3 separate regions of the Homo sapiens genome follow, and all the other regions are linked to region 1. The links are chromatin loops, found by intact Hi-C in ENCODE. Cell type or tissue: endothelial cell of umbilical vein. All regions are shown on one strand.

The links. Peaks named below come from ENCODE experiments on the same cell type or tissue, not always from the same donor. Only the 100,000 strongest peaks of a DNase experiment are listed, where the experiment ranks them.
Region 2: it touches region 1 in a loop (4-fold over the local background); 1 of 110 quality-filtered maps calls a loop at or near these places.
Region 3: it touches region 1 in a loop (4-fold over the local background); 1 of 110 quality-filtered maps calls a loop at or near these places.

What each region holds. Positions count from the first base shown.
Region 1 is chr9:21,682,865-21,686,864 of GRCh38, reverse strand. No RefSeq gene overlaps it. Among named protein-coding and RNA genes, the nearest start is that of MTAP, 120 kb to the left of the region's middle. RefSeq lists an enhancer at 1,181-2,380. In endothelial cell of umbilical vein, no CTCF peak of the experiment used is centred here; DNase peaks (open chromatin) are centred at 1,754 and 3,714; H3K27ac peaks cover 3,839 bases.
Region 2 is chr9:21,316,508-21,320,507 of GRCh38, reverse strand. All of the region lies in intron 2 of LOC107987053 (a long non-coding RNA gene), which reads right to left. Among named protein-coding and RNA genes, the nearest start is that of IFNA5, 13 kb to the right of the region's middle. In endothelial cell of umbilical vein, a CTCF peak has its summit at 2,051 (motif pointing left); DNase peaks (open chromatin) are centred at 1,747, 2,007 and 2,347; H3K27ac peaks cover 248 bases; H3K27me3 peaks cover 545 bases.
Region 3 is chr9:22,101,133-22,105,132 of GRCh38, reverse strand. The region is part of intron 14 of CDKN2B-AS1 (CDKN2B and CDKN2A antisense cis and trans regulatory RNA 1); the gene reads right to left. Among named protein-coding and RNA genes, the nearest start is that of CDKN2B, 94 kb to the right of the region's middle. RefSeq lists enhancers at 1,524-2,023, 1,046-2,245, 2,024-2,525. In endothelial cell of umbilical vein, no CTCF peak of the experiment used is centred here; a DNase peak (open chromatin) is centred at 1,652; H3K27ac peaks cover 1,980 bases.

The DNA.
Region 1 (4,000 bases):
GCGTACACAATCATGTCAAACTTATTAATCTCATGATATTTTAGTCGCTCTATTTTCATTCAGTGTTTATTCAATAATCATGAGGCCTTAGAATTTAAACTGCTCAGAACAAGTCCCCTTACCCACAATGTTGAGCTTCAGGTTAAGTCTAAAATTAAGCATATTTCCTTTGCTGATTGGGAAATGAAAATAAATATGAGAGAGGCAAGAGGGAGCAAAGATTAAGCCTGATCTTTGTGAAGGAAAAAAGTTAATTCACGAAGATTATGTTTTCTCTGAAAGACTCACCTTTCCCCTTTACTCTGGCCTATATGAGTCAAAATTTTGGATGCTATTCTTAAGAATTCAGGTCATTTCTCTCTCTCCTTCTACTCTTTGCTCAGAAAAGCTTCAGACAAAGCCACTAAATTTACAAACTAAAATTCAGGTTGTGGGTGTGTGTATTTTTGTGTTCTCTGACATAAGAACAGACCAAACATATAGCACTCTTCAAGGACATAGGATAGATGAACATATGTTAATATACAACAGATGTCATGAGAAGCATGAAATACATTTCATGACTCCATAGTAAATTTTGTAAGTCATTGCCACAAGAATTGGTACATAATGAAAATATAAACGTTTGAAAAAGATGAATTCTTACATAAAAATAGATTCTTAATAATTTATGAAAGGTGAATTATTTGGATATATTCTTTGCCCCTTCGAAGTATGTGACAAGTAGGGTTTAGTCTAAAACAGAAACCTCTTTAGCTATTCAATCAGGAAATTTAATTTAGGGTTTACAAAACATTGTAAGACAAGAAAATCAGGGAAACTGCCACAAGTATTCAGGAAATCAGGTAAGGCAGGAGTTGCAGGGGACCTTCATCACCTGTCTCAGTTGTCTGAAGCACCTAAGTAGGTGATTTTCAGGCAGACCCCCAAAAGTCACTGGCAAAACCTCAGATCTGCTATCTGCCAGTGACCCTGTACCTGCTCACTAACTCCAGAGCAATAACAGTGCCTTCTCTTCCACCTTCTCGTGCAAGTGTCTCTCGTTAGAAGACCCTAAATCAGAGCACTACTTACAAGGAGTCTAGAAAACATAGCCTTTATGTTTCTGGGCCTTGCTTCCAGGGAGAGTGAAGAAGGCCCCATGCTGAGACACCAACAGACAATCCTGCTCCAAGTTGAAACCAGTGGAAACAGCGTACTTTTCCTCTGTTTTCTGCAAATGGACTCAATCCATTTAGGCTGAGGCAGGCGAATTCTAGCATGACCCAGTATACCAAACTGTTCTTATGAAAGAACCAGCCACTCCCAGAACCACCAGTGGGTTTAACAACCTTTTTTTTTTTACGGCGTTTTCATTCTCTTAATAAGACAATCCCAGTCTTCTTTTCACTCACATTCACTGATTCCTTTAAAGAGTTAATTCTGCTGAAAGGTCTTGCTCTATGTGTACATTTCTTAACTGGCATCCCTACTAAGAATAGGGAGCAATGAGGAAAGGTTGTGGAAACAAGGGAAAATTAGTTTATGCAAATAAGGCAGAATGATATTTTACCAGGCTGACACTAAATTTATCTTAGTAAGATTGGTATTACAGTATAGTCTAGCAATTTTCCTCCTGCATCTCTGAAACCTTCCTAGCCTGTGACTCAGTTTCCTACATTAAGGGGCTGTTGCCGCTGTAGTTAGGGTAGTCAGAGGAAGGAAATGCTTGCTCACCTTTGCTGTGTTTGGAATAACCACTCCACATCAAAGAGGTGACTCATTCTGTCCACTTGCCAGCTCTGAGCTTGCTTTCTACCTCCCACTACCCTTTCCTGGCTGTGCTGTTCTTGGCTGGAGAGACTTTTCACCAGCAAGTCCAGGTTTGTGGAGCCTGGCACACTTACCTCCCTGAATGATGAGGCTTTCCAAGGTGGGTTGCTCTACAGGTTGGGACCTGAAGGTGACCACCAGTTTGCCCAACCTACCATTCAAGGTGTATGACTCAAAGTCAAGAAGCTGGGCTTTACTGCTCCTCAAACAGCGAAAGGGAAATGAAATCATTTTATTTCCCCCTTCGTGTTAACAGTAAATATGTAAGCTGAAGATGTTATAAGTTCCTATTTTCATTGGATTTAGAGAAACATGTTGCTGCCTGGAATCACAGAAGCCATCAGGTTCATTTCAGTGAACTCGACAGTGTTACTGTAGTGTGGGGCAGATGGTAAATGCTCAGAAAATATTTATTCGTGTTAGATATACCTCTGTCTGGATGAAAACCATCTTGTGGTAAATAACTTCACTGTAGACATTCTTAGAGAGGGAAAATCCACACTTCATTTAATAAAATCCACTACAAGATTCAATATAGAGGAGAATGTGGGCATGGAAAAATAAAGGACTTTGGAATTAATAGAGATAGGTTTGAGATTAGATGCTCTGGGCAACTCCCTTACGTTCTTATCAAATAATGCAGTGTGTGGTAAAGGAGTCTGGAGTCAGATTGATCTGTTCTAGAATCTCAGAGGCCCACTTAATAGCTACATGGCTATTGACGGTTGACTTCCTTAATCTTCAGCTTCCTCATGTAATACATAGAGTAATAATGAAATTTTCCTCATAAGCTTGTTGTAAGGATTAAATAAGACAGTGCAAATAAATGTTCTAAACAGAGACCCTAGGACACAATTAGTATCCAATAAATTTTAGATATATTCTAAACTTGTTACCTAACTTGGAAAAAGAAAAAAATAAAACATGCCATACTCTGCTGCAAAGGGATTTTACAGATTCTGTGAACATGAAGAAAATGCCTCCCGAGTGTGATTTGTAAGCATTATCTAACTTGCTCATTGTCATGAGCCCATTCCTTTTCTCCAGCATTTGAATGTGGGCTTGCTGCTATTATCTTTTGGCATAGTCCTTGAAAATTTGCACATCGGTTTAACAGACCAGCATTTAGAATGTATGCACATGCACCCTGGAACTTATGGAAAAGAAAAAGGATGCTTAGAGCTCTTGATTACTTCCATTAATGATGAGTTTGACAACCTGCATCTGCAAAATCCTCAGATACTTTACCATTGAACGTTCACATTGCCAGCATTCCCTCATGCTTGGATATTTAGGGGAACTGAAATCGACTCCTGGTGGTAGATTGGTGGTCTTCCTTTGACAGACCCTCTTCAGCTTCTTATGGTGTTTTATTTGCTATTTAATGTTCTAAATAAAGAAGATTTTAATTTAAATTATTGGCATGAATTTTATCATTTCATCATATATCTTTATATTGAGCAATACCAGTTTGAAATGCATATATAAGAGCATTTAGTTTGAATATACCCATGTATTTCATTCTTACCAGAACAGTGAAAACACTCTACTCATTCAGCTGTTGTATTTCATATCTTAATATACTACACTCACATTCTGCCATCACTCTCTCCTTTCAACTTACGAATAAATAAGGAAAGACTTTTTAAAAAGTGTGTGCTGCCCTATTTTTCCGTTTCCTTCTTTGTAATAGTCCCTGGACTGACACCTGTTGAAACCAGACCCTTCCAGGATGGTACTGGCAGTAGAATGACCTGACCATGTTAGAGCAAAGCTCCTCTTTCCCCACCTTTCCTTTAAAGCAGCCGGTTAACCTTCTTTGGCCTGCTCTGCTAAGTAATAATGCTTCTGGGGCATTTGGAGAAGAATTGGTGTGAATGGGTTTATATATTACCCAGATGGCCTCACTATTACTCATAGTCAATTGGGAAATTTCCAACCATTTCTACTTCTAATTACCTAAGGGATTTGAACAGACATCTGCTATTGAGCTCATTTGAAAAGAGCATGTCTGAGTATTAGGTTTCACTCAACAAACATTAAGTGAGAACCATTAGTAAGGGAGTGGGGTGAAATAGAAGAAAGTCCTTCTGGTTTCACGAAAATATCAATTTAGGTTCAGTCCCCAATTCTGCCACTACTGTGTGTATAACCCTGAGAATGTCAACCTCAGAGCATCTTACTGATC
Region 2 (4,000 bases), 370 kb after region 1:
GGAGCTTAAACAACATCAGATTTTCCTTTCCTCTTCTGCAAAATTGAGACAATTTTAATAGTTGTCACATAGGAAACTGCAAAGATGAAATAAAATAAAGTTTGCAAATTACTGGCTGAGAATCTGAACATGGTAAATGATAGTTACCTTTAATTTCAATGTAATAAATAACATAATCCTGTATAGTCCACATTTAACCAAATCCAGACAAGAGAAGCTTTGATTGCAGCTCCCCTGACATTCCTGAGGTCTAACACGTTGATGTCCCTCAAATTGAAACTCTAGGAAAGGGGACTGTCTGTAAAACTGTGAAGGAGCAGAGCCCAGGTTCCCATTGTCAGAGTAGTGCCTTGCACAGAGGAAAAATTGTACAGCCCCCATGAAGCTTGTTCCAGGGAACCAGTGTCTCAGCAAGTTGCGATAGAAAATGGCTGCTCTGTGAATAGTATAAATAAATAAAATAATCCCTTTACTCAGATTCAGTTAGTTTCAAATCACCATTGATGATTATTTTTAGGCCCAAGTAAAACATATTTTGTAAACCATTTTCCTAGCCTTTACAACTCTCTAACTCAACCCTAAAAAAAAAAAGGTGATTTGAAACTAACTGAATATAGTATTATATAAAGTTACCTATAGATATATACAGAATATACACTTACATATTTATATATACATATTTAAATACAAATAAATAAGTAAATATTGTAATGTATTTAATAACATACAATATATGTTATATGCTATATTGTATATGTGTATATATAACATATCGTATATATGTTATTCTATATAAAGTATATATTGAAGTATATATATTAAAATATATAAATGTATACATATTTTTACACATTATATTTACATATGGATTTTTAAATGTACAAAAACATATATAAGATATATAAATATATATTCTTTTTTTTTTGACAAAAGTCTCACTCTTTTGTTCAGGCTGGACTGCAGTGCTGCTGTCATACCTCACTACATCCTCGAACTCCTGGGCCCAAGTGATCCTCCCACCTTGGCCTCCCAAATAGCTGAGACTATAGGTGTGCACTACCACACCTGGCTAATTTTTTATTTTTTGGTAGAGATGGTGTCTCCTTCTGTTGACCAGGCTGGTAAATCCTGGCCTCAAGCAATCTTCCTGCCTTGGCCTTCCAAAGTACTGGCATTATAGACCTGAGCCACCACGCCAGGCCTATATATTCTTTATGTATATTTAAATACATATGCTTAAATTATGTATACTTATATATTTAATAATATACAAATTTAATATATTTTAATATGTTAAGTATAATATAATAAGCATATATTAAATTATATGAGATTGTAAAAGTATATAATACTTAAAGCTGTATATACTTAAGTATACATAATTATATTTACACATATTAATTACAAAATACATAATCTAAAAATGTAATGTATATTAATATAAGTATATAAACTTATTTTATGTTACATAAAATTTAAGTATATACAAGCATATATATACATATATATATTTCTGGAGGGAGGGGGATTGGAAATGGGACTACCTTGATTTTCAGCCATGGAAAAATCACAATACTTTGCTGATTCTGATGGCTGCCACACTCTCCCTTCCCCCCTACTTACTGGAGGATCCCATTCTTTCATTTCTGTATGACATTAGTTTCCTCCCTCCCCAGCGTAGAAATCCCAGGGTGCTCTCCTCATTCACTCACCATTAACCTGCACTGCCATTCATACAGCTGCTTCCTGTTCCATTGTAATTTCTGGCTGTCAATTTTCCCATAAGAGTACAAAGCCATCAGCTGAAAGCAAAAGTTGAGTGAGAGTTCTAGGTGTTTCAGAAACATCCAAATCACTGGCCTGTTTTTTTTTTTTTTTTTTTTTTTACTTCCCTCCTGGTGAATAGTTTTGGAAAAGAAGGAATATCCCCATTACAATAATGTAACCATCCCTGTGGAAAAAGGAAATAGAATGCAAGATCCATTTTACTCTGGAGGCCGTTGAAATATTTACAGAGGATGAGAGCCACCTACTGGCAAAGACGTGCACCAAGTCTATGGAGGGCAGGCTTTTCTGTTCTGTAAAGAATATGTAACAAACCTGCACGTTGTGCACATGTACCCTAAAACTTAAAGTATGATAATAAGAAAATAAAAATAAAAAAATAAAAAATAAGAAAAAGAATTCTGTTCCCTTGAAGGAGATTTTCGTTCATTTGTAAAAGGCCATCTTTCTCGGAAAGAATTAACCCTAATATTGGAAGAAGCCCATTTTCTTAGCTTTTGTATCACAGAGAGAGAAAACACTCCCAGATTCAGGAAGCACATGTTCTTTGAACAATGGGCAGCTATGTGGAGAGAGAAAGGGTCAGAACGTGTCCCTTGCCTCCAGCCTCTTGACTTGTCCCTCCCTCTATGTTTTGTGCTAGACTGGGAATCAGTACAACCTGCCAATGTAGGTGTAGAACTACAAGGGAAATCAAGAAAAATCTCCTGGTTAAGGTACATTAGCTCTTTCTTAACAGTAAGTTGCTAATTTTACACATTCACTCCTTAGGTCATGTCCCAACTTTATAATTAAAACATTTTCTGTTATTTTCAATGATGAGTCAACTTGCATCCCTTGTGCTTTTTACTCAGTAGTAAAAGAGAGCAAAGACATTTGTAAAGGAATCAGAGGATACAATTCTTGCCAAATGATATCAAGAGAAGGTATCTATTTGTGTAGAATTTGGGAAGTATTAAAGTGATCTGCAAATAGTGTAATTGAAGAAGTTAATCAGGAGTGTGTGTGAGAATTACTTAGATAGTAGGAAGAGGCTTCAATTTAGGAGGAATTTCTTATTCTTTGCTCAGGTTACAGACCCAACCTTCAGATTGCACTTTTCAAATGGGAGAGGAGAGAAACTGGGAAATGGGAGAGGAGAGAAACTGGGAAATTCAGTTATATTTCACAATATGTCTCTTGTCTCTTTCTTTTACCACTGAATGTGGGGTACTCAGTTTAGGAGCAGGGGAAAATATTAAAAAGTTTAATATACCTGGTTCTCTCTCTTCCTTTCTCTGTTTGTATGATTGTTTAACGACTTTCAAATATTAAGTCTCCTTTAATTCTTGGTTATTTTCTATACTGCTTATTTCTTTAATGTGATTTTCCTTTTTGTTGCTTGTCATTTCAGTGGGCAAAAATTGTACGCATATTATCATCTTACCCTGAAAAATCTCTGTGGCTATACCCTGATCATATTCAGAAGTTAATTTTTTATATATTCTAAAGTATTGGAGAACTGAGGTGAAGTGGTGGCTGAGCTGGCAGCAAGGGGCATTGTCATAACCTGCCTCACACAGTTCCCTGCCTGTGCAGTGCCCCTGGAGAAGGACACATAAAACCTTGTTTCTGCCCTGAATCCCTTGGAGGAGATACAGGAAGTCGTGGCACAGTGCCACCTGGAGACAGCTAGGTTTTGTGAGATCAAGGATCCAAAATGAATATGGTCATGCCTGGACTCTCCCTGCCTGGCAAGTTCAGTACTGCAAAGGTTAAGTACTTGAAGTTAAATACTGCTAGGCACAAAAACATAGTCAATAGAGAGAATCTTTCCCACGTGATTATACCCAACGTGTTGGTAAAGAATGCAGAAGTTCATCTGTGCCCCTGTTCAGGTGCTTCTATGTTCTGATTCCTCTAGGAAGAGACTACACTAGGCTCAGGACTCTCATTTGTTGAAAAAAGCAGAGCCCACATTATGAAACATGAAGAAGAAAAGGCAAGCAGCAGCTTTAGAACTTGGAAGGAAGAGAGAGATACTTAACACATTGACTGGAAGAGCGGCAGGTCCTCAGGAGATGGAGCAATACAAATGGGAGCACTGAATCAACTACTTAAGATTATTCTGATCAGAGAGAAGATTAAAGTGGATGCTGAAACCACAGAGTGTTCCCATGGAGACATGGCCAACGTCAGTGTCCCCACCATGGATAACACTGATACCACAGCAGCC
Region 3 (4,000 bases), 420 kb before region 1:
TGCTTTCAAGAGTCAGTGTAGCTGTTGCAGTTTCAATCATCTTTCTTCAAATTGGTGAGTAGGTGGTTAAGGACCCAAGCTTCTAGTCAGAATACCTAAGGCTGAGTATTTTTTTGTTGACTCCTTCCAGGCTGTGAGACTTAACCTCTATAGACCCCTATTTCCTCCTAAAGAGAGTAATTATAAAACTTCTATCTTAGATGTACTGTGGAGATTAATTTATAGCTCCTAGCAAAGTCCCTGGTATTTAATATTCAGTGGTATTCAATATATGTTGCTCTTATTAGAGCACTATTATATTGCATCACAAGTGTCTATTTATTCTTCCATTTTCTCCTCTAAACTGTCAGTCATTTGAGAACAATAACAGTGGTTCTTCAATGCCTGGCACCTAGAATATGCAAAACACAATTTTTATTAAATAAGTAAATGAACAAAAAACAAACAAATGGTAAATGGATGAATAAATGAATGAGTGAATGAATGAATGAAAGAGTAGGTAAATATAATCTGGCTTCCCTTTAACTTCTTATACCCAGCATGTAGGAGAGGTACGGTGGTAGAGATTTCCAGTCCTGTGGGAAGTAGTCTTAGTGGCTGGCTGCATGCTTTTCTTCATGTCAGGTCCAATTTTTCTCTTTTCCTAGTGGTGCTACAGTACCACAAACATTATTTCTGAGTCTCCCTCATCCCCAAAACCATGTAGAGAGCATCCTCACTTGGGCAAGTGAAATGTTTTGATCCTGACAATCCAAACCAGATGGCAGGATTGTAAGAAAAGTCACTTCCATAATCTCACATGGCCTCTAGCTACAGGTTTCCTTTGCACTTCTAACCATTTTATAGCATGCCATCTAGGTGCCTGACCTTGCCAAGTAAAATCCAGTTAATCTTTACAATGTCATTCCTCTTTATGGCCTCCACGATATGGCAATGCCATATGGTGGCAATGCTATGGAAGGGACTCTGCTCTTACCTGTTAAGCAAGTTTGCATTGCACTAAGCAAATAATTTGCCTTCTGCCTCATGTATATTTCCCTAGTAATATCTGCTTAATGAAAAAATTGAGAGAAATTATTAAAGAGTAGCACAATATTGACTAATAAGAAAGATGAGAAGATTCTACATTTTATTTTTATTTCACAATAGAATTTACGTATATGTATATTTATAGATAAAATTCTGATAAGAAAAGCTCACAAGCTACAGATATGCTGGCTGAGTTGCAATAACCGTCACTGGAACGCAGTGCTATTCCAGTACATCAGTGTTATGTAAGGACATTTTTATTTCAATAGCCAGAAAACCCCAATGTGCCTGTTAGTGTTTGGTATGTCCCCTTGCCTCAGCATTTAAAAAGCCTAAAATATTTTTTAAAGGAGTACAATACAGGGGGTTGGCTGTCTACTCAAATAAATTGTTTTAAAAGCAAATGTGGAGTTTATCTTATTGCTGTTATTATTATAGGCTCTATGCTTTTTATAACTTTAATCTTATAAATTTAATTATTTCTACATTCTTTCTCAGGAGGAGTTGTTTGAAGTCTACAGAATGCTGAGGTTTAGAAAGATTTCTGAGGTGTGGCATCACATCTTCTGATTGGGCAGCATTCTCGAACGATGTGGGCCTTTGCTGCTGACTCACCAGAGGGCAGCAACTTCGAAGCTTGATGTCAGCATGCAGGAATGCCAGGCACTTCTCTCTGGCAACCCCCAGCTGTAGCCCAGAGTTAAGCAAAGCTTTTTGGGTTAGCCTCTGACCAACCTCCTGGCTGGACTTCTCAATGCCCCAATAGCCAAGCTCCAGAAAAGAAAATCCAGATCTTAGCAGGGCAACACTAAACTCTTCCAGCTATATATCAGTGGTGATAATGACATAATTGCCCAGTCATAGTTGGGATATGTGGGAAAGTGGGTATGGTTTTCTGGGCACCCCTCCCCTCTCTTCACGCACCACACACACACACACACACACACACACACACACACACACACACACACATCTGTTCTAGAATGAAAACCCCAGAATGCAGAAAGTAACCTGTGAATAGTCACTAGTAAGATTTCTAGTTTTCTGGATAGATTGTGTTTGTTTGTACTCCTGGTTATTTGACCTGCCTCAATTTTCCCACATTTCTGACTGGCCCAACTGAAGCCTCAGATGAGAGCAAGGACCATCTCTGAGGTCCATTCCACCTTAATAGTCTATAATCTCATGAATTTAGCTAACTGGGCACTTTCTGAGAGGACTGGCTTTCTAATGCTGATAAAGCAGGGCAGAGTTGCTGGCCACACCCTTGTTAGGCCCAGATCTATGAACACCTATTTTTGTATGCTATCTAGTTTCACATCTTTCCTGCTCTCTGCACCATGCCCTCACTTAGCAGAAAAGAAAATCTTAACTCTAAGGTAATTAGAATGTTCATATTTGCAAAATCTTTTAGATTGTTTTTGGGTTTTAGGTGAGTGTCTTATAAGAAACAGCCTAAAGGAGAGACTAAAGGAGCAGAGTAGAAGGCCATACGAAAACAGAGGCAGAAATTGGAGTGATACAGCCACAAGCCACAAAACACCTGAAGCCACCAGAAGGTGGAAGAGGCAAGGAACAGATTCTCCCCAAGAGCCTCTGCCGAGAGCATGGCCCTACCAGCAGAGGCTCTTGGACAGACTAAAATCAGAAGTCTTGATTTTAGACCTTCTGCCTCCAAACTGTAAATACATTTCTGTTGTTATAAAGCCATCAAGTTTGTGATAGTTATGGCAACCATAGAAAACTTACACAATCCCTTACACAGAATCATGTAGGTAATGTAATGAGCAAGCCATCTAGCAGAGAAATTCTGGTTTTAGTATCCTAGATAATTTTTCAGTACTAAAACTGATCGTTTCAAAGCCGGGGAAAAAAACAGAAAGTGAGAGTGGCCTATAGTAAAAACAAGAGCAAATGTGCAATTCAAAGGAATGCCTGTCATTCAGATGCATCTCAGTTACCATGAGCCCAATACGGCCAAATCTTCCCATTTTTATCAAATTTTTATCTTAAATTCCCTGCATTTTAAGTGTTGGTTTAAAAACCAAACAGGCAAACAGCACTCTGTGGGCACAACAAAATGTGTCTGAGAGCTGAGTTATGACCATAGGCAGTTGGTTGCAGTCTCTGGAGCTAACGGATCCTTCCAACAGTATTTAAGGTATGTGCCATAGACAGTTCATGACCGAACCAAGAACATGGCCATGTTGTCCTCCTTCAAAACCCAGTCTGCTAGCCCAAGCCACTTACATGCAAGCTCTGCCCATCCTTGGTATAGTCAGAGATAAATATTTTGTTGAAGCCTGAGATAGTGTATCAGCCTCTTGCTTCTAGGCCTCTCTTCTTAGTTTTTCTATGGTAGTTTGATTTGCACTCTTGTACATGTAGAATCTAGAAGCCATGTGTGTGTGTGTGTGTGTGTGTGTGTGTGTGTGTGTTGAAGAGGGTTAGGGTTGCAATGAAACGTGTGATTATTTTAGAAGGAAAAATAAAAGAAAACAAATTATTCACCAGAGAAAGCTGAAAATCAAAAACCATTTTTCTGTTCTTATTTTGCCACAAAGCTTTAATAGATATTTTACTAAAGGGAATGATATTTAGGTCAGGTAACAAGATATAAAACTGAGACATTACTTAAAATTGACATAACATCCATAATTTAATTTATTAAAAGTTGTTACTTCTGTGGCCATTTATCACATTTCTAGAGCTACCTATCTTTCAGTTTCAGACTGAGTATCTTATAAAAGCATTATAAAGTAAAACAATTCAACTAGATTGACTTTTTCAGTCTGCTTATGGTGGTTAAGAAGATTGTTATGAGCATTGAAAGTAATACACAGATTTATAACTCTTGGTTGAGTCTGCAGTGAGGAGGGAAAGTTGTAATTAATATTTATAATTGATACTTGTGTTATCATGGAAATACATACTCTGAAAATAAGAAGCGCAGTCTGTTGAAGGGTGTCTC